Linked DNA regions of Homo sapiens: region 1 is linked to region 2. A link is an interaction called in ENCODE POLR2A ChIA-PET data of the cell type or tissue named here. Cell type or tissue: MCF 10A. All regions are shown on one strand. Each heading gives the region's core, and the rest is flanking DNA. Links, peaks and the distances in the headings are about the cores only. Region 1 holds the start of LINC00933 (long intergenic non-protein coding RNA 933). Region 2 has its middle 23 kb from the start of WDR73.

Evidence for each region. ChIA-PET counts read pairs that join two places held together with the same protein. Peaks named below come from ENCODE experiments on the same cell type or tissue, not always from the same donor. Only the 100,000 strongest peaks of a DNase experiment are listed, where the experiment ranks them.
Region 1: POLR2A ChIA-PET joins it to region 2 with 10 read pairs; 16 of 35 experiments call an interaction of 5 or more read pairs at or near these places.

The regions. Positions count from the first base shown.
Region 1 is chr15:84,566,299-84,575,248 of GRCh38, reverse strand. LINC00933 (long intergenic non-protein coding RNA 933) reads right to left here and starts at 4,600. Exons shown (of 4, transcript NR_038274.1): 1 at 4,515-4,600; 2 at 2,905-3,034; 3 at 1,998-2,227. It also overlaps the pseudogene UBE2Q2P1. In MCF 10A, for the core only: a CTCF peak has its summit at 4,289; DNase peaks (open chromatin) are centred at 4,208 and 4,298.
Region 2 is chr15:84,626,772-84,635,721 of GRCh38, reverse strand. It overlaps the pseudogene SCAND2P and the pseudogene EGLN1P1. Among named protein-coding and RNA genes, the nearest start is that of WDR73, 23 kb to the left of the region's middle. RefSeq lists silencers at 1,435-1,514, 1,985-2,334 and an enhancer at 3,829-3,878. In MCF 10A, for the core only: no CTCF peak of the experiment used is centred there; DNase peaks (open chromatin) are centred at 1,841 and 4,331.

The sequences.
Region 1 (8,950 bases), core at 490-8,489, 61 kb after region 2:
TTGAGATGGAGTCTCACTGTGTTGCCCAGGCTGGAGTGCAGTGGCCCGATCTTGGCTCATTGCAAGCTCTGCCTCCCGGGTTCACGCCATTCTCCTGCCTCAGCCTCCCAAGTAGCTGGGACTACAGGCGCCTGCCACCATGCCCGGCTAATTTTTTTTTGTATTTTCAGTAGAGATGGGGTTTCACTGTGTTAGCCAGGATGGTCTCGATCTCCTGACCTCATGATCCGCCCGCCTCAGCCTTCCAAAGTGCTGGGATTACAGGTGTGAGCCACTGCGCCTGGCCGCAGCTAACTTCTAATGAGGCCACCTTAGACAAGTTACTTACTGTCTCTGAGTGCAGTGGTGCAGTAATGGCTCACTGTAACCTTGATCACCTAGACTCAAGAGATCCTCCCACCTCAGCCTCATGAGTAGCTGGGACTACAAGCCTGCACCACCACACCCAGTTAATTTTTCTAGTTTTTGTAGAGACAGAGTTTTGCTATGTTGCCTAGGCTGGTCTTGAATTCCTGGCCTAAAGCAATCCTCCTGCCTTGGCCTCCCAAAGTGCTGGGATTACAGGCATGAGCCACCATGCCCACATTTTCTTTTCCAAGCTATATAGAGGATGCTGTATGCATCCTTCTGGAACTTGTTTTTTTTCACTTAATATTATATTGCTAAGATTCATCCTTATTGTTGTTTATAGCTGGCATTCATTCTTTTTGTATGTTGTGACATCACCAGAAGATAGAGATCCTGAGATCTCTTAAGAACTGCTGCTGGGAGTATACACTGGTATAACCACTTTGGAAAACAATTTGGCTCCATCTCATAAGGCTGAATATTCATACTCCTCCCAGCTCAGCAATTCTACTCTACATCCAAAAGAAATTCTTGCCTATATAAAACAATATAAAACAGGGGATGTGGACAAGGAATGTTCCTAACAGCTCTGTTCAAAATAGCAAAAACCTATTTCCCATCAGCTGGAGAGTGAGCGACTAAATTGTGCTTTTTATTCCCTTTAATTTCCAGTAGTCTTAGGATGCAAGTGGCTTTCCCATGGCTAGCTTGGGGAGGGGGATACTCTTGGCAATGGAGTCTGGGGTGGCAGTCCTGATTAGCCCTAGGGCAATCAGTGCTGCCCAAAACAAGAGAAAATAGAACAAGGTGCCCCACTGAGCCAATGCCCTGGGTCCCTGGAGGTACAGGTTTGTACCTGGAGGAAATAGCCATCATACAAATCAGTCTTTTCAAATGCTTCTGTCACTGGGCTGAGTCCAAAGGACACCCTTTCCCAAAACATTACAAAGCTTATTGGGGCTACCATTTATTGAGCATTTATCATGTGCCTGATCATGTACTAGTGTAGTAATTGTGTGCATTATTTCATTTATTTATTTATTTACTTACTTATTCATTGATTTGAGATAGGGTCTCTCTCTGTTGCCTGAGCTGGAGTGCAGTGGCGTGATCATGGCTCACTGCAGCCTCAAACTCCTGGGCTCAAATGATCTCACCTCAGCCTCCCGAGTAGCTGGGAATACAGGCATAAACCATCAAGTCCAGCTAATTTTTTAAAAAACATTTTCGGGCCGGGCAGGTGGCTCATGCCTGTAATCCCAGCACTTTGGGAGGCCGAGGCAGGTGGATCACAAGGTGAGGATATCGAGACCATCCTGGCTAACATGGTGAAACCCCGTTTCTACTAAAAATGCAAAAAATTAGCTGGGTGTGGTGGCGGGCGCCTGTAGTCCCAGCTACTCCAGAGGCTGACGCAGGAGAATGGCATGAACCCAGGAGGCAGAGCTTGCAGTGAGCTGAGATCATGCCACTGCACTCCAGCCTGGGCAACAGAGCGAGACTCCATCTCAAAAAGCAAAACAAAAGAAAACAAAAAACATTTTCATAGAAATGAGGTCTGGCTTTGTTGCCCAGGCTAGTCTCAAACTCCTGGCTTCAAGTGATCCTCCCCCTTGAGCCGTATTATTTCATTTAATCTTCACCATCACCTTATAAGAGTGCTTGGGGGTAGGTGCTCCACACAGTAGCAACGTAGCAACCTCCACTCATAGTGACAACGAGACTCAGTGTAGTCAAGCAACTTCTCAAAGTTCACACAGCTGGAGGGTGGCTGAGCCAGGATGAAGACCTAGGACTCTAAAGCTGGTGTGCCAGTAAATGAGAAAAGTCTCTAAGCGTTCAGGATAGCTTCCTCCCAAGAAATCTTTCTCCAAAAGTTCTAAAAACAATGACAGATCCATCTTTTATAAAGCAGACAAAACTAGCAGTCCGTTCCTTTTAGAGTGGGGTGTAAAGGTTAGCTAAGCTCCAGGGCATCCCATTTTAATCCTATATATTTATAAGGCAACTGCCAGCAGAGCACCCCAAACCTAAAGAACCCTGCACAGCTGTCTCTGTGGGGCATGGCGTGTCCATGGATGTAAAGATTTTCCAATGTGTGCTTACGGGCCTGTGGCATCACCCTCAGTCACTGTCAAAGGGTAGCTAGGCCCTGCCCGCTAGGCACCATCCTGAGAATCTGCTGAGCTTTCTAACTAGTTTATCTGTTGTTTGCAGTGAAAGATGCCCTGAAAAGAAGGGGTGTGGGTGGGAAGAGTTCTGATTTGAGGTCCCCTGATCCAGGCATGCTCTTCTTCCCCAGTTGCAGGAATCAGGGGACTCTATCTGTAAATGCGGGCTCAAGCCATGCCCCCCAGCTCCCTCTTTCAACCAGGTGCCACCCTCTGCTTCTCTTCCATAGACAGCCTAGAGCTGCCAGCAGTCCCTTAGGATCTGTGGCCTCAGGCCTGGCTTAATTTTTTCCTCTCCAAAGAGCCATCTGTAGGGCCAGAGGCCGTCAAAGCCTGACTCATTACTGGATGCCAGTTCCTTTGCCTGACCTTCAGTGATTCCTACCTTACCCTGCGGTTTTATGTTTCTTGTCTCAACACTATTATTTCTTATTTCTCCACAAGTTGAATTGCTCACTCCAGCCCCTCGAAGCATGCTCTTTTTGACACAGTTAGCTTTAGGCACATGGTTGGTGCTAAAAAAAAAAAAAAAAAAAAAGAGCATTATGTCGTTTTCATTGATTAACAAACGTGATGGCTTCACTGCAAAGTAAAGTTGATACTGCCTGGACCCCTGAGTTCAAGAGTCTTTTAGACAAATGGCTCTGAGCTAAAACATGAGCATGCAAACATATGCATCTGTTTCGGTCTGATGAGATAATTTGGATACTTGGTTGTTATCCTTGAGCATTTTCCTGCCTCATTAATGCATGTGTAGCCAGCACAATAATAATCATAGCTAATAATGGCTAAAGCTGAGGGCTTTCCTGAGCCAGGCAGTGGCTTTAAAACTTTAAAGTGGCTTTTAAAACTTTAACAGCTAAAGCTGAGGACTTTCCTGAGCCAGAAAGTGGCTTTAAAACTTTAAAGTTTTCACATGGACTCTCATTGAATAATTTCTGTTTTTCAGATCAAGAAACTGAGACTTACTATCACATTTGGGATTAAGTTAAAAAAAAAAAAAGAAACTGAGGCTTAAAGCTGTCAAGCATTTCACAGCCAGCAAGCAGCTAAATCGGAACTTGAACCCAGGCAGTCTAGCCCTGGGATCCTGTGCCCTTCCTTACCCATTATCCAGTGTTGGCTACACAAAACTAATGAGTACATATTTTCAACTATAGTTTAAGTGGGTGACATATTTTTCACTATATTTTATGTAGGTGACTTTCAGTTTGGGGGTATTCTACTTACACAATCTATTGAGCTGGATATTACTGAGAACAAAAAGAAACTAATGAACTCTGAAAAACATAAAACATGAGCAACATGACATCACTGCAAAAGACAAAACAGCACATAGCCTTCTTGTGACTGTATTTTGCTGACAGTCCATGAGCTGATAGCCTGAACTCAGCAGTGCTGTTCCCTTGGGAGACACACACACACACACACACACACACACACACACACACACACGAGTTGGTGGTTTTGTACCTCCCCCCGCCCCTAAATACACACACACCAGTTGGTGGTTGTGCAGCCTGGAGCTTCCAGTCCGCGAGTGTGAGGAACGGACTAGATGGGTCCAGCAGTGCTGGGTCAAAGCCAGGAGGGGGCAGCCGGAAGCGCGCACATGCTCTGGACTCGTGCACCCGCCGAAACGGGTGCGCACCGGGCGCGCGGGGGTGAGAGGTGAGGGGTGAGGGGTGAGGGACGAGAGGGACGGGAGCGGGGTAGGGGCAGCCCTTTCCCAGGCGGTAGCGGGGGCGGTGGTGCTGTTGTCCTTTTAAGCTGTGGCTTGACAGGAGGAGCGCCTCCTGTCGGTGGAGTCTGTTACAAGGGGAGCAGCCGCCCAGGCCGCCACACAGCTCCCCGCAGAGGCCTCGGTGCCCCTTGCCATTTTCCAGCCCTACTCCGACTAGAGTTGAGGCAGCGGGGAGAGGCGGAGCCGCGAGAGCGCCGCCGAGAGGTCCCGCGGGTGGTCGCGGCCATGACAGCGGCTCCCGACCGGCTCACCTTCCGCGCCCCTCCCGCCAGAGGTGAGAGTAAAATGTCCGTGTCAGGGTTCAAGGCCAAGCTGAAGTTGTTGTCCTCTATTTTCCACAAGAACCAGGAGCCGCCGCGGCAGCTCAGGCTCCACTGCAACATCACGGTGAGGCGCCCAGCGGCGGCTTCACACGGCAGGGCGAGGGCGGAGAGGAAGAGCCCGGAGTCCCGGGACAAAGGGGAACCTGCCCAGGAGAGGCCCCGGTTCCCCGGGCCGGGTGAGCGCGCACCTTTCTCCCGCGACTGGCCTGGCCCCGATCGCCGGGACTGCGGGAGGCTTGGGTGGGAGGAGGGGGAGGGCGCGTCTCTCTGGCTCCTTGCTGCGGGGCTGGCTTGGGGGCTGCCGGCACCTCTCGCCCCAGTCACCGCGCCCCGAGGTGGGAGCCCGCGTCGCCCGCAGCCCTTTCGGGGCCCATGGTCGCCCTCAGTCAGCCAGCCTGCTCCCCGGGACCGCGACGGGGCGTGGCAGGGCGTCTCCGGCTGTTGTTTGAGCCCGGGCGGGGAAGGGGAAAGGCCTTCAAGATTTTCGGGGTTTTGGCCGGGCGCAGTGCTCGTTCCTGTAATCCCAGTACTTTGGGAGGCTGACGCAGCTGGATCGCCTGAGGTCAGGAGTTCTAGACTAGCCCGGCCAACATGGTAAAACCCTGTCTCTACTAAAAATACAAAAATTAGCCGGGCATGGTGGCAGGCACTTGTTGAGATGGAGTCTCACTCTGTCGCCCAGGCTGGAGTGCAGTGGGGTGATCTCGGCTTACTGCAGCCTCCGTCTCTTGACAGTCCATGGGTTCAAGCGATTCTCCTGCCTCAGCCTCCCGAGTAGCTAGGATTACAGGCTCCTGACACCACGCCTGGCTAACTTTTGTGTTGTTTAGTAGAGACAGGGTTTCACCATGTTGGCCAGGCTGGTCTCGAACTCCTGACCTCAAATGACCCATCTCTGCCTCCCAGAGTTCTGGGATTACAGGCCTGAGCCACCGCGCCCAGATCCAAGGCCCTTAAGCTTAAATGCCTCGTTCTTCAGTCAGGTTTTCCTTGTTCCCGCATGTTCAGCCAATCGTGTTTAAGGAGAAACTAACAATGAAAACGGGCTTGTTGATGGAGGAAAAGTTGGAATGCAGCCTCTGGTGCTGTTTGAGCGATCCCTCTATCCCGGGTCGCTGCTGTGTTCTGGAAAGGCACATTGTACCCTGGATGCAGCAGGTAAGAGTCCTGTCCAGGTGCTCTGCCCGCTTTCCTTTCAGGCTTCTGTATCATCTATTTTTCCCCTGTAGAATGTGCCCCTGACAGCCACCCCCTAACCCTACCCAATTTGTCTTTACATGTCTGACCATCAAGGCTCTTCTGGGTCATATTCAGTTCATGCTGATATTTCCCCTTCCTCCCCTCTTTAGTCCTCACTATTTTTGCTTTGGTCATGTTATGCTGTATTCTGTAAGGCTTTTTAATTTTTTTTTTATGATGGCAGGGGAGAATAGTTTATAATTATGCTTTGTGCTTTTTATCTTCTACTCAATAAATGCTTGGTAAATATTTGTTTTATTGAATGTATGACCCTATTCTAGCTATATTGTGCTTGAACAAAAACCTTAACTGCCTTGTAAGTTAACTGCTAAGAATTTGTCAGAAGTGCAGACATAACATCAAGAACTTGTCATGGATAGTACAAAAAGGTCTCTAAGGGCTTGATGGAGGCCTGTAAATTGACTTCCTATGAAAGAGAGTGTAAGAAGTGAAAATGTAAAGCATGACTGGAGAGCCAGAGTGATGAAGCCAGGGTCCCTTTCTCCAGATCCTTTGTAACAGTGTTATGTGATCTCTTCTAGAAGATCGTTCTGAAAGATAATGCCAACTTGGAACCTAGGAAACCATCCAGTGGGTTTCTGCAGCTTAGGTGGTTCAAATCCTCATCAGCACCTTTGTTTTCTCTGCCTCAGTTTGCTAACAATGATGTTCTCAGTAGCTGTAATTGCTGTCTTTGAATACGTAAGCATTTTTTTTTAGATGACAGGGATATATGTGCATTTTTATTTTACCAAGTGTTAGAATTTTTACTCTGCTTTTGTGGGCTCTGGGTTAGCTACTTGGTTGTTTAGATGTAAAATGATTAGCAGGGAAAACTCTGTGTGTGTGTGTGTGTGTGTGTGTGTGTGTGTGTGTGTGTGTGTGTTATAAGTTTCTTTTGTTGTCAGAGGACTTAGAATTTTATTTTATATGGTAATTCTGTCAATTTACTTTATTCTCCACCCCACATTTATTGAACAGCAAAGTATGAAAGTAACGTGTCCCATAACCAGCCTTCAGAAAAATTACAACTGCTGTATATCTGAAATTCTTTTTTTCTTTTTTTAATTTTGAGAAGGAGTCTCACTCTATCACCCAGGCTGGAGTGCAGTGGCACAATCTCGGCTTACTGGAAACTCTGCCGCCCACGTTCAATCGATTCTCCTGCCTCAGCCTCCTTAGTAGCTGGGATTACAGGCATCTGCCACTGCACCTGTCTAATTTTTGTAATTTTAGTAGAGTCGGGTTTCACCATGTTGGCCAGGTTGGTCTTGAACTCCTGACCTCATAATCTGCCTGCCTTGGCCTCCCAAAGTGCTGGGATTACAGGCATGAGCTACCGTGCCTGGCTGAACTTGCAAGAAAAATATGTGCATCAGTTTTCAAAAAATTATATCAAAAGATAGCTGTGCCCTACATTTGGAAAGATACAAAAACCTAACATACCGGCAGGCAGTTTTGCTTGCTGGTGCTTGAGATAGAGCCACACATTGGTCTCAGTGGATTTATGGAGAAAAATAGATACAGAATATTGTTTCTAATTAAGACCAAAAAATCCTTTTCTTAAGCAGTGACAGGTAAAGAGGTTGTCTTGGCTAACCTTGAATTGTGTTGCCCTTGATTGAGACAGTTTTATGGTGGGGTTGGTAGTGGTGATAAACTTGTTTGAAATTTGTCTGCTTATAGTAAGCTTTGTGGTAGCTGTCACAGAGAACTTCATCCTCACAGGCCCTAAAATTACTATAAAACTAATAGAATGGAGGAGAAACAAAGGACCTGAATAATTAGATGCTTAGATAATTGTTCTGTGTTTTCATAACCGGTGAAAAAGAGCAGTGTTAGAAGTACTTAAACATTCCATGTAGGGAACACTGCCTGAATTTATATTGTGATTTTTGAGCATCATTCACTGTTTAAAAACAGGCATATTGTGGGTCGTATTTTAAAGACAAATAGAAAACTTATCTTTTCAAGATGGATCTAAAGCTTAACCTTATCAAAATTACAAAATGTAAAGGATATGATTGAAAAATATTAATGCATAGGTTTAAATATTGGTCATCATTTTAGATTTCTTTCAAAATAGGTTGTCTCTTAAATATTAAACTGAACAAACATTGAACATGTTGTAGAGTTTGTGCTCAAGGTTAAGTTTCCTGGGGTGATGGATATTTTATAATATGGGTAACAAAAAGTTCTTATTTTAAGAAATTTAGAAAATTTTTAGGCAAAACTAGAAAGTAATACCAATAATTCTACCACTCAGAATGTACCACTATCAGAATTTTGTATCTTTCAGTCATCTGCTCATCTCTTTTCTCCTTTGCTTGTATGTGTTCCCTCTCCCTTAAAAAATCAGATTTTTTTTTGTAATCTGCATGTTCACTCAACAATATTGTAGATTTGTGTCATAAGTTACTCCTCTACAGTGCCTTCAGTTATTGTGTGCTTTGTGTTGGATGACTGTACCATCTAGTCTTTCATGTTTCCTGGTACTGACTACATAGGGGTGAGAGAGAGAGAGAGAGAGAGAGAGAGAGTGTGTGTGTGTGTGTGTGTGTGTGTGTGTGTGTATTTTTTTTCTACCTTAACTAATGCTTTGGACATCAACAGGTAGAGCTAAATCCTTGAAACCTTCCAAGTGGTGGCTTTCAGTTATTGCTGCATTGGTTTCTAGAGATGGAACAAATTATATTGTATGGAAACTTTTTTTTTTTTGAGACAAAGTCTCACCTTGTCACCCAGGCTGGAGGGCAATGGCATGATCTTGGCTCACTACAACCTCCACCTCCCAGGTTCAAGTGATTCTCTTGCCTCAGCCTCCTGAGTAGTTGGGATTACAGGTGCCTGCCACCATGCCTGGCTAATTTTTGTGTTTTTACTAGAGATGGGGTTTCATTATGTTGGCCAGGCTTGTCTCGAACTCCTGACCTCAGCTGATCCACTCACCTTGGCCTCCCAAAGTACTGGGATTATTGGCATGAGCCACCACACCCAGCCTTTTTTTCTTCTAGGTACCAGCTTTTATTTATCAGATTGGTAAAAATGTTAGAAAGTATGCAATGAAATGGGCATTCTCACAGTCGTGGCAGAAAGTATAATTATCTTGACTTTCTAGAAAGCAT
Region 2 (8,950 bases), core at 450-8,449:
TATCTGAAAGCTTAAGAAAGCCCTTATCTTAGGAACTTGAAGCTGAGGATAATCTCAAGTTCACTTAGTGCCAGTCACTTTAGTTTTTAAAAAAATTTAACTTAAACCCCAGCCTAGGCAACATGGTGAAACCCAGTCTCTACTAAAAATACAAAAATTAGCCAGGCATGGTGGTATGTGCCTGTAGTCCCAGCTAGTTGTGAGGCTGAGGCGGGAGGATTGCTTGAACCTGGGAGACAGTGGGGTTGCAGTGAGCTGAGAATGCACCACTGCACTCCAGCCTGGGTAACAGAGCAAGACTCAAAAAAAAAAAAAAAATTAAACTCTTCTTATTGTGTCTTTTTCCTTGTAAGACATTAACTAAAAGTTACTGGTAGTAAATGGTGACTGTTTTACAATTGGGTTTCATTATTGACAATATCAAAAAAAAGCAGCAATCTTTAAGAGTTCAAATTAGTGTAAGATAGGAAGGACTGCAAAACAATCTGATTTTTCAGTTGTAATTAAAGTGCTCCTTTTCTTATTTTAAGTAAAATAAAATTAATCAGTCACTGGCAACAATCATTATTAAGAGGTCTTTTAGGGCAAAATTTAATAGTATGAAGAGGTTTACAAAAATAGATTGACGTTATTTTGAGAAATACTGTAATTTTTTCTCAATTCAGTTTTGATAAATTGTACCTAATCATAGAAAAATTATTCCAATTCAAACTTGACATATATTAAAAAAGTAGAGATGAAATTAACTCAGCTACGTAACAGATCTGGCAAAATATAAGAATGAAAAAAATTCTACACAGGGCACTTATTTCATATCCAGAGGTAAAAACATTTTCTATTAGTAGCTTATCTTCTTCCTGTAAGCAATCACAGATTCTAAGTTGATCATGCGGTACAAAGTCACAGCAGTCAGAATCTTCTGTTTGATGCAACACACAAAGTTGTTTGTTTCCTTACTAAAATGCGAACTGGTTGTCTATTTTTCTTTATCCCATTTATTCGTATTCACAAATTAACAAATAGCGTCAACAATTATTGTAGGTGAAGTGGGGTATTGCTGGATCAAAGGCTCTATAAGACGTCTTTACTGACTGAATCTGAAGGTTTATTGAGTTCAATCCTCACACCTTTTTCACCTGTTAGATATTTTACTTTAGCTCGTGCTCTCTCATCTGCATCAAATACCAAACAGTTATTGCGTACTTTGTAGCATATGCTGGTTGTACTTCATGAGGGTTGCGATGGTCAGACCAGAAAAACAGCAGTCTATCAAATTTGGGTTCAATGTCAGCAAACTAGGCTTTACCTTCTAGAAAAATTCGAAGTATACCTCCACTTACCTTGGCATCCCGTTCTTTAACGTAATGTAATACATTTCACACGTCTTCCGTCTCCATTTGGATTATCAACATGACGTACATAACCCGTTCCATTGACCGGATAACAAGCAGCCATGGCTTTTGTCCGGCCCGGGGACGCGCGAGGCGGGGACGCGGCCGCCGCGGGGTCGGCCGCGGACTTGGCCTTTGCCTTGGCTGCGTCCCCGGAGGCGCTGTCCCGGCGCCTCGCTGCCTTCCTGGCCTCCAGGGCCCGGTCCCTGGACGGCGGCGCTGCAGCGGGCGGCGCGGGGCCGGAGTCCTGGTGAGGGCCCCCTCCGTGGCCGAGGGCGCCCTCGCTGCCCTGGCACACGAGCTTGTGCTTCTTCCAGTCCTGGCGCTGGCGCTCCTTGCAGCAGAAGGAGCTGCGGCTGCAGCGCAGCAGGTTCTCCATCTTCCCGCACAGCTCGCAGTACTGCCGGTCTCGCTCGCTCGAGCTCGGCTCGCCGGGCCCGCAGCTGTCATTGGCCATGGCGACCGCAGCTGAGCAGGAGGGGTGCGGCCGGACGGCCTCGCCCGAGGCTGGGGAGCGGAGAGAGAGATAGGGGCCGTCACTGCGCCATGCACCCGCTACCCTTGACTCAAGGAGGCTGGCACCCAGGGCCCTCGGCCGGGTCGCTTCCGAGTCCTAGGCTCCGGCGCAGCGCAGGCGGCCGCCTCAGCGCCTAATCGCCGCCGTGGGCTGAGAGAACGCGGCCTGTGCGGCGAACGGCAACCCGGGCTCGGGCGCGCGAGCCTGCGGAGCGCAAGACCGGCCCCCTCGGCTGCCGCCACCGCCTCAGCGTCCCGGGCGGCCCGGCCCAGGCTGCGGAGGAGCGCAGGGTAAGCGGGTGCCGCTCGCTCTGCGCATTCTGCACGTACACCACGGTACGGCGGCGACCCGGCCGTGCGGCGCGCGTGGGCCCACACTGCGATTTCTTATCACTCTTGCGGACGGGCTAGAGTTCGTTCTATTTTGGGGCTGTGCTTCAACTGTTCCTCTGGTTCTGCTGTGAACTTCACCATTGCCTGGAACAGACAGATTCTGTCTGTGCTTGCTTCGGATGGATGTTTAGAGAACTCAGTACTGATCCTGAGGGCTCCTTCTTTGAGAGCACATCCTGTCCCTCTTCAAGGACTGGAAGTGGTCAAAATTCTGTAGGGACTAAAACTTAAACATCCCAAACATAAAAAAGCAGAGGAAAGGTTGGGTGCAGTGGCTCACGCCTGTAATCCCAACACTTTGGGAGGCCGAGGTGGGTGGATCACAAGGTCAGGAGTTCGAGGCCAGCCTGGCCAATATGGTGAAACCCAGTCTCTACTAAAAATACAAAAATTAGCCGGGCGTGGTGGTGGGCGCCTGTAGTCCCAGCTACTAGGGAGGCTGAGGCAGGAGACTCGCTTGAACCCGGTTGGCGGAGGTTGCAATGACCCGAGATGGCACCACTGCACTCCAGCCTGGGTGACAGAGCGAGACTCCCTTTCCAAAAAAAAAAAAAAAAAAAAAAAAGCAGAGGAAAAAGCCAGTCTTATGCAAAAGCCTGCAACAGCAGTAAAGACGGCAGACATGTGGAAGGCTTTATGGAGATAAGGCCATGGACCACTGCATCCTGGCCACCCAGCTCTCTGGGGACTGCTCCTACCTGCCTTGCCAAACCCTAGGCAAAAAGACATAGGATAATTCAGGTGTTTTGCAATAGGCTCAATAATGTCGACAAAGACCACCGAAGCCGCTTGCCTCTGGCTGGCTGCTACAGAGTGAGAGCTGTTCTCCAAAAAGACATCCCTGTCACATGTGCTCCTCCCTGATCACAGTGAGGCTCATACCATTTTAAGCAATTTTCTTATTTAATGGCAGGGACGGACACTCAGAGCAGCCAATGTTGTGCATTCTCTGAAGAGTCAGCCTGAACTTGGAAGGAAAGTTGCAGATACCATGACCACGAAATAAGCAAATTCCAGTTTAACATCAATAGTGAAGTATGCCCACACTGCTAGTAACCCAAGGCAGCTCTGTCTCTCACATACCTCTATTTTAACTGTTCGGAACTATGTTTTTATAGCTCACCTCCAGCCTCTGTCTTCCAGGTTCTTTCTGCAAGTCTTCCACCAGGGCCACTGCCTCCTCTCCACTCTCCGGATGCTGCTGTCTGACCCAGATCTGGATCTCCTGGAGAAGGACAGTCGGGAACTGTTCTAGGACCAGCAACTCCAGGATCTGCTCTTTTGTACACTTCTCTGGCCTTAGCCACTGACAACAGAGCTTCTGGAGCTGGAGGAGGGCCTCTCGGGGTCGTGATGCTTCTTGGTAACGGAAATGCCAAAAGCTCTGGCAGGATGTCTCTGGTCCAGGGTAATTCCCTTGAAGGGAAATTTCCTGCTCCCAGTGGGAATCTTCTTCCAGTTTAACTATTTGGAGATCTTGTACTGAAGGAGTCTGGATTTGTTGGTCCACAGCTACAGCCATTGTTCAGGTCAGAGAAGAGCTTTGCAACCGCACTCTAAAGCTCAAACCTCTTCATCACCTCACTGGGAAGCCATCTTAGAACTTCCACTTAGGAGTCACTAAGTGGAACTTCTCTTGAAATTCTAGAGTCAGAGACATACATTACAAAGTTAACTCTAGTAAAAATCGCAAGTGTTAGCCCAGCAGGCTTGAGGTGAAGAAGAGAGCCTTCCTGTCCCAGCCCTGTTGCATGCCCTGGTGCCTGTGGAGTCACTGGTGGGGTGGCAGTTCCGGAAGTTTGATAAGAGGAGTCAAGGGCTAGTGACCTGGTTGAAAAGTAGAGGAGCTTGAAGCTGAGAGAATACGGACGATTCGGCCCCGTGACATGTTCTTAGCGGGGACGCAAGAAGCCCGAGCCCAGGTCCCAAACACGGCTATTCGGCTAGCCACTGAGCACCGGAAGCGGAAAACCTAGCCCCAGAAGGACTCCGTGTTCTCCGGAACTACATTTCCCAGAGGCCGCCGCCCGAAGACAGACAGCAGCGTTAGCCCATAAAATGGGAGAATATCTCAGGCGCCTATTCGTTTCAGACGAATCATTGATGACTTTTCTACCAGCTGGGTAAGTGGGGCGGGGTCGCGAACCGCAGCCACAACTCGCGCACCTGGGAGGGTGTGGGTCTTGCCTCCCAGGGGAGGTGGAGATCTCTCGCCCTGCGCGGCCCTGGTGGTATGAGCGAGAGGGGTCTTTACAAAAATTTTTTGTTTTGTTTTGTTTTTTATTTTTTATTTATTTATTTATTTTGAAGCGGAGTCTCGCTCTGTCGCCCAGGCTGGAGTGCAGTGGCGCGATCTCGGCTCACTGCAACTTCCGCCTCCCGGGTGCGAGCAGTTCTCTGCCTCAGCCTCCCGAGTAGCTGGGATTACAAGGCACCCACCACCACTCCCGGCTGATTTTTTTTTTTTTTTTTGTATTTTTAGTAGCGACGGCGTTTCACCATTTTGGCCAGGCTGGTCTTGAGCTCCTGACCTCATGATCCACCTGCCTTGGCCTCCCAAAGTGCTGGGATTACAGGCGCGAGCCACCGCGCCCGGCCTTTGTTTTGTTTTTAATAGAGACGAGGTCTAACTATGTTGCCCAGGCTGGTTTTGAACTCGTGGGCCTCTCAAAGTGCTGGGATTATAGGCATGAGCTGCCACGCCAGTTTATAAAGTATTTTCACTTAGGGCCGAGGGCAGCTGTTTAACCCTGTTAGTCCCTATTTATCCTTACTATGCAGATGAATATATCGAGACAGCTTGGGACTGAGGTCTCTGCCCTTACGAAGCTGGGACTCCAGTTAAGGTTTTCTGCCACTTAAAGTGCTTTTCTCTGGCATGGTTGGTAGCTGTGGTAATGCTTTACCACTCTGTTCCTCCCCCCCTCACTTACCACTCACACAATTCCTCATTTCCTGCTTGCACAGTCCTGGGTCATTCGAGATTAATACCATTGACTTTCATTCAACAGTTGGGGAGCAATTCGGGCCAAGCACCAGGCAGCGAGTGTGCTGTGGTGGGAGAAAAAAAAAGGAGACACTCCTTCCTCTTAAGGAATGCAATGCAGCGGAGGGTGCATTTTCTAAAACGCTGCCACGGAGTTATGTGCAACCCAAATAACTACAATGCAGTGCTATTAAATGCTTTGCGAAATGCTACGTGCTAAATGGAGGTGTGTTCAAAGGAAATGACTTGATAGAAATACCAGGGACGGACCGGTGCAGTGGCTCACGCCTGTAATCCCAGCACTTTGGGATGCCAAGGCGGGCCGGTCACTTGAGGTCAGGAGTTCGAGACCAGCCTGGCCAACATGGTGAAACCCCAAATCTAGTAAAAATACAAAAAAATTAGCTTGGTGTGGTGGTAATCCCAGCTACTCAGGAGGCTGAAGCAGGAGAATCGCTTGAACCGGGGAGGCAGAGATTGTAGTGAGCTGAAATCATGCCACTGAACTCCAGCCTGGGTGACAGAGGGAGACTGTTTCAAAAAAAAAAAAAAAAAAAAACCAAGGAAGGGCTGGGAGAGCCCAGAATCGTGCAGCCTCAGGGAAAGGACCTACTTTACACATTTTATCTGGTTTGGTTCTGAGAAGGAAACCTGGAACCCTGCATTGTAGGTTTCACTTCTTATTTAACAGATGAAAGGTTCAAATTCAATGAAGGTGGGGAGAGCTGTGCTTGCCCCCACAGTAGGAGCAGCCTGTGGTTAGGTGAGGGAAGGACAGGATAACAGAAAGGGCTTTCTAGAGAATCAGTTGCGAAGCAGGGCCATGGAAATTCCTTCTATCCCTCTTAACTTAGTGTCAACAAAAAGTCTCAGTGCAGACAAACCCACTGAACTTAATTTGGGAGAAAAAGCCATGGAGAAGACCCTTTAGAATGCACTTCCAAACTAGAAACCAAACGGGGTGCCTGCAAGGGGGTCGTTCTCCTTGTCTTTAGAAAAAGGGAATCGAGAAGAACCTTTAGAATGAACCTCCGAACTACAATTAGGATCCTAAACAACCTCTTCCTAGGAGAAAAAAAAAAAAAAGCAACAGCTCACAATAAACCAAGGACCATCAACCAAACGAGAGGTCCAGGGCTCAGGAGGACTTACTAGGAGGAGAAGCTGAAAGTCGGTGAGGCCTTTATTTATTTATTTATTTATTTATTTATTTATTTATTTATTTTTGAGACAGGGTCTCTCTCTGTTGCCCGGCTGGATTCTGGGCCTGATCATCGCTCACTGCAGCCCTGGCCTCCCTGAACTCAGGCAATCTTCCTGCCTCAACCTCCGAAGAGCTGGGACTATAGGCCCGCACCACCATGCCAGGCTAATTTTTGTACGTTTTGTAGAGATGAGGTTTGGCCATGTTGCCAAGGCTGGTCTTGAACTCCTGGGCTCAAGTAATCTGCAGGGGGGGCTTTCAAGGACCCCTACTGGTACCGTAGCTCCAAATTCAGGCAACTACTTCAGGGTTCTCAGTCCTCTCTGAGGCCCCATGTGTTCAGATGCCAAATTATTGTCAATGAAGAGAGAAGACTAAACATTGTAGCTAATATATCTTTTTTTTTTTTTTTTGAGATGGAGTCTTTGCTCTGTTGCCCGGGCTGGAGTGCAGTGGCACCATCTCAGGTCACTACAACCTCTGCCTCCCGAGTTCAAGTGATCCTCCTGCCTCAGCTTCCTGAGTAGCTGGGACTACAGGTGCACACCACCATGCTCAGCTATTTTTTTGTATTTTTAGTAGAGATGGGGTTTCCCTATGTTGGTCAGGCTGCTCTCAAACTCCTCACCTCAAGTGACCCACCCACTTTGGCCTCCCAAAGTTCTGAGATTACAGGAGTGAGCCCACCGTGCCTGGCCACTAATGTATCATTTTTATCTTAATGTTTTGTTCTTTTATCCATTTGTTCCTATTAGGTATTTCTCATGGCTTTAACAGTGGACTTCAGGAGTCATGGTTAAGTAACAGGTGTGGGGCAGGTAACTGACCAAACCTCTCCTCTGAGCCTCCATTTTCTTACCTGTAGAGTGAGGATACTTACCTCCCTCCTAGGGCTGTCAGGATTAAATGAGATGGCAGGTAAAGACCTTAGCACAGTGCCTGGCGCATGGTAACTGCTCTGTCCATTTTGTCACTATAAGCTCTTCTGGTTTATTGTAAAGTATATAATGCAACCCAAGTGAAGCAAAATTCCATGAATAAAAAAAGTCATCTCATTATAGCTTGCCTCAAATTATAAAATCTCTAATAAAAATGAAGGTATGTAGTTAGTGGCAGAAGTTTGTCTACAACTAGATCTGTCCAGTGCTCAATACTCTCTACTATGTCACAAACTTCAGGACAGGGTTAAGAGGGAGACAAGGTACTGCCTGGAAGGGGAATACCTTCTGGGGTCCTGGTAAGCGATTTTTTTTTTTTTTTTTTTTTGAGATAGAGTCTTGTTCTGTTGTCCAGGCTGGAGTACAGTGGCGCCATCTCAGCTCACTGCAAGCTCCACCTCCTGGGTTCAAGTGATTGTCTTGCCTCAGCCTCTTGAGTAGCTGAGACAACAGGTAGGCGCCACCACACCTGGCTAATTTTTTTATTTTTAGTAGAGGTGGGGTTTCACCATGTTGGCCAGGCTGGTCTTGAACTTCTGACCTCAAGTGATCCACCCACCTCGGCCTCCCAAAGAGTTAGGATTATAGGCAGGAGCGCCTGGCCCTGGTAAGTAGTTTCTTGATCTGGGTGCTGGTTACACAAGTGTGTGCAGTTTGTAAAAACTCAATGAGCTGTACATTTGTGTACACTTGTCTGCTATATATTAATAACAATTTATGTATTTATTTTTGAGACCAAGTCTTGCTCTGTCACCCAGGCTGGAGTGCAGTGGTGCGATCTTGGCTCACTGCAACCTCGACCTCCCGGATTCAAGTGATTCTCTTGCCTCAGCCTCCCAAGTATCTGGGACTACAGGTGCCCGCCACCATGCCCAGCTAATTTTTGTATTTTTAGTAGAGATGGGGTTTCACTGTGTTGGCCAGGCTGCTCTCGAACTCCCGACCTCAAATGATCTGCCCACCTTGGCCTCCTAAAGTGCTGGGTTTACAGGTGTGAGCCGCCATGCCCGGCCCAATAACAATTTAAAACAAAGGGAACTGTCTCTGGATATAGTTATATAGATTCACTGTATTAAAGGATAAGAGTAAGATAAAGTCTCTGAGGGTTCACCGCTTGTCCAAACAGAAAAAACAGAAAAAAAAAATTGTGAGCCGAGTGGTGGCTCATGCCTGTTATCCCAGCACTTTGGGAGGCCAAGGTGAGAGGATCGCTTGAGCCCAGAAGTTTGAGACAAGCCTGAGCAACACAGTAAGAGACCCTGTCTCTATTAAAAAAAAAAAAAAAAAAAAAGACCGGGTGCAGTGGCTCACACCTGTGATCTCAGCACTTTGGGAGTCTGAGGCGAGTGGATTGCCTGAGCCCAGGAGTTCAAGACCAGCCTGGGCAACATAGTGAGATCCTGTCTCTATTAAAAAAAATAAATTGTGTACTACAGATTTGGCTACAATATGCATGGTTTTCCATGGGCTTTTGATTATCTGTGACATTTCAAAACTATAAGTTGTTTCATTAGAATATTGG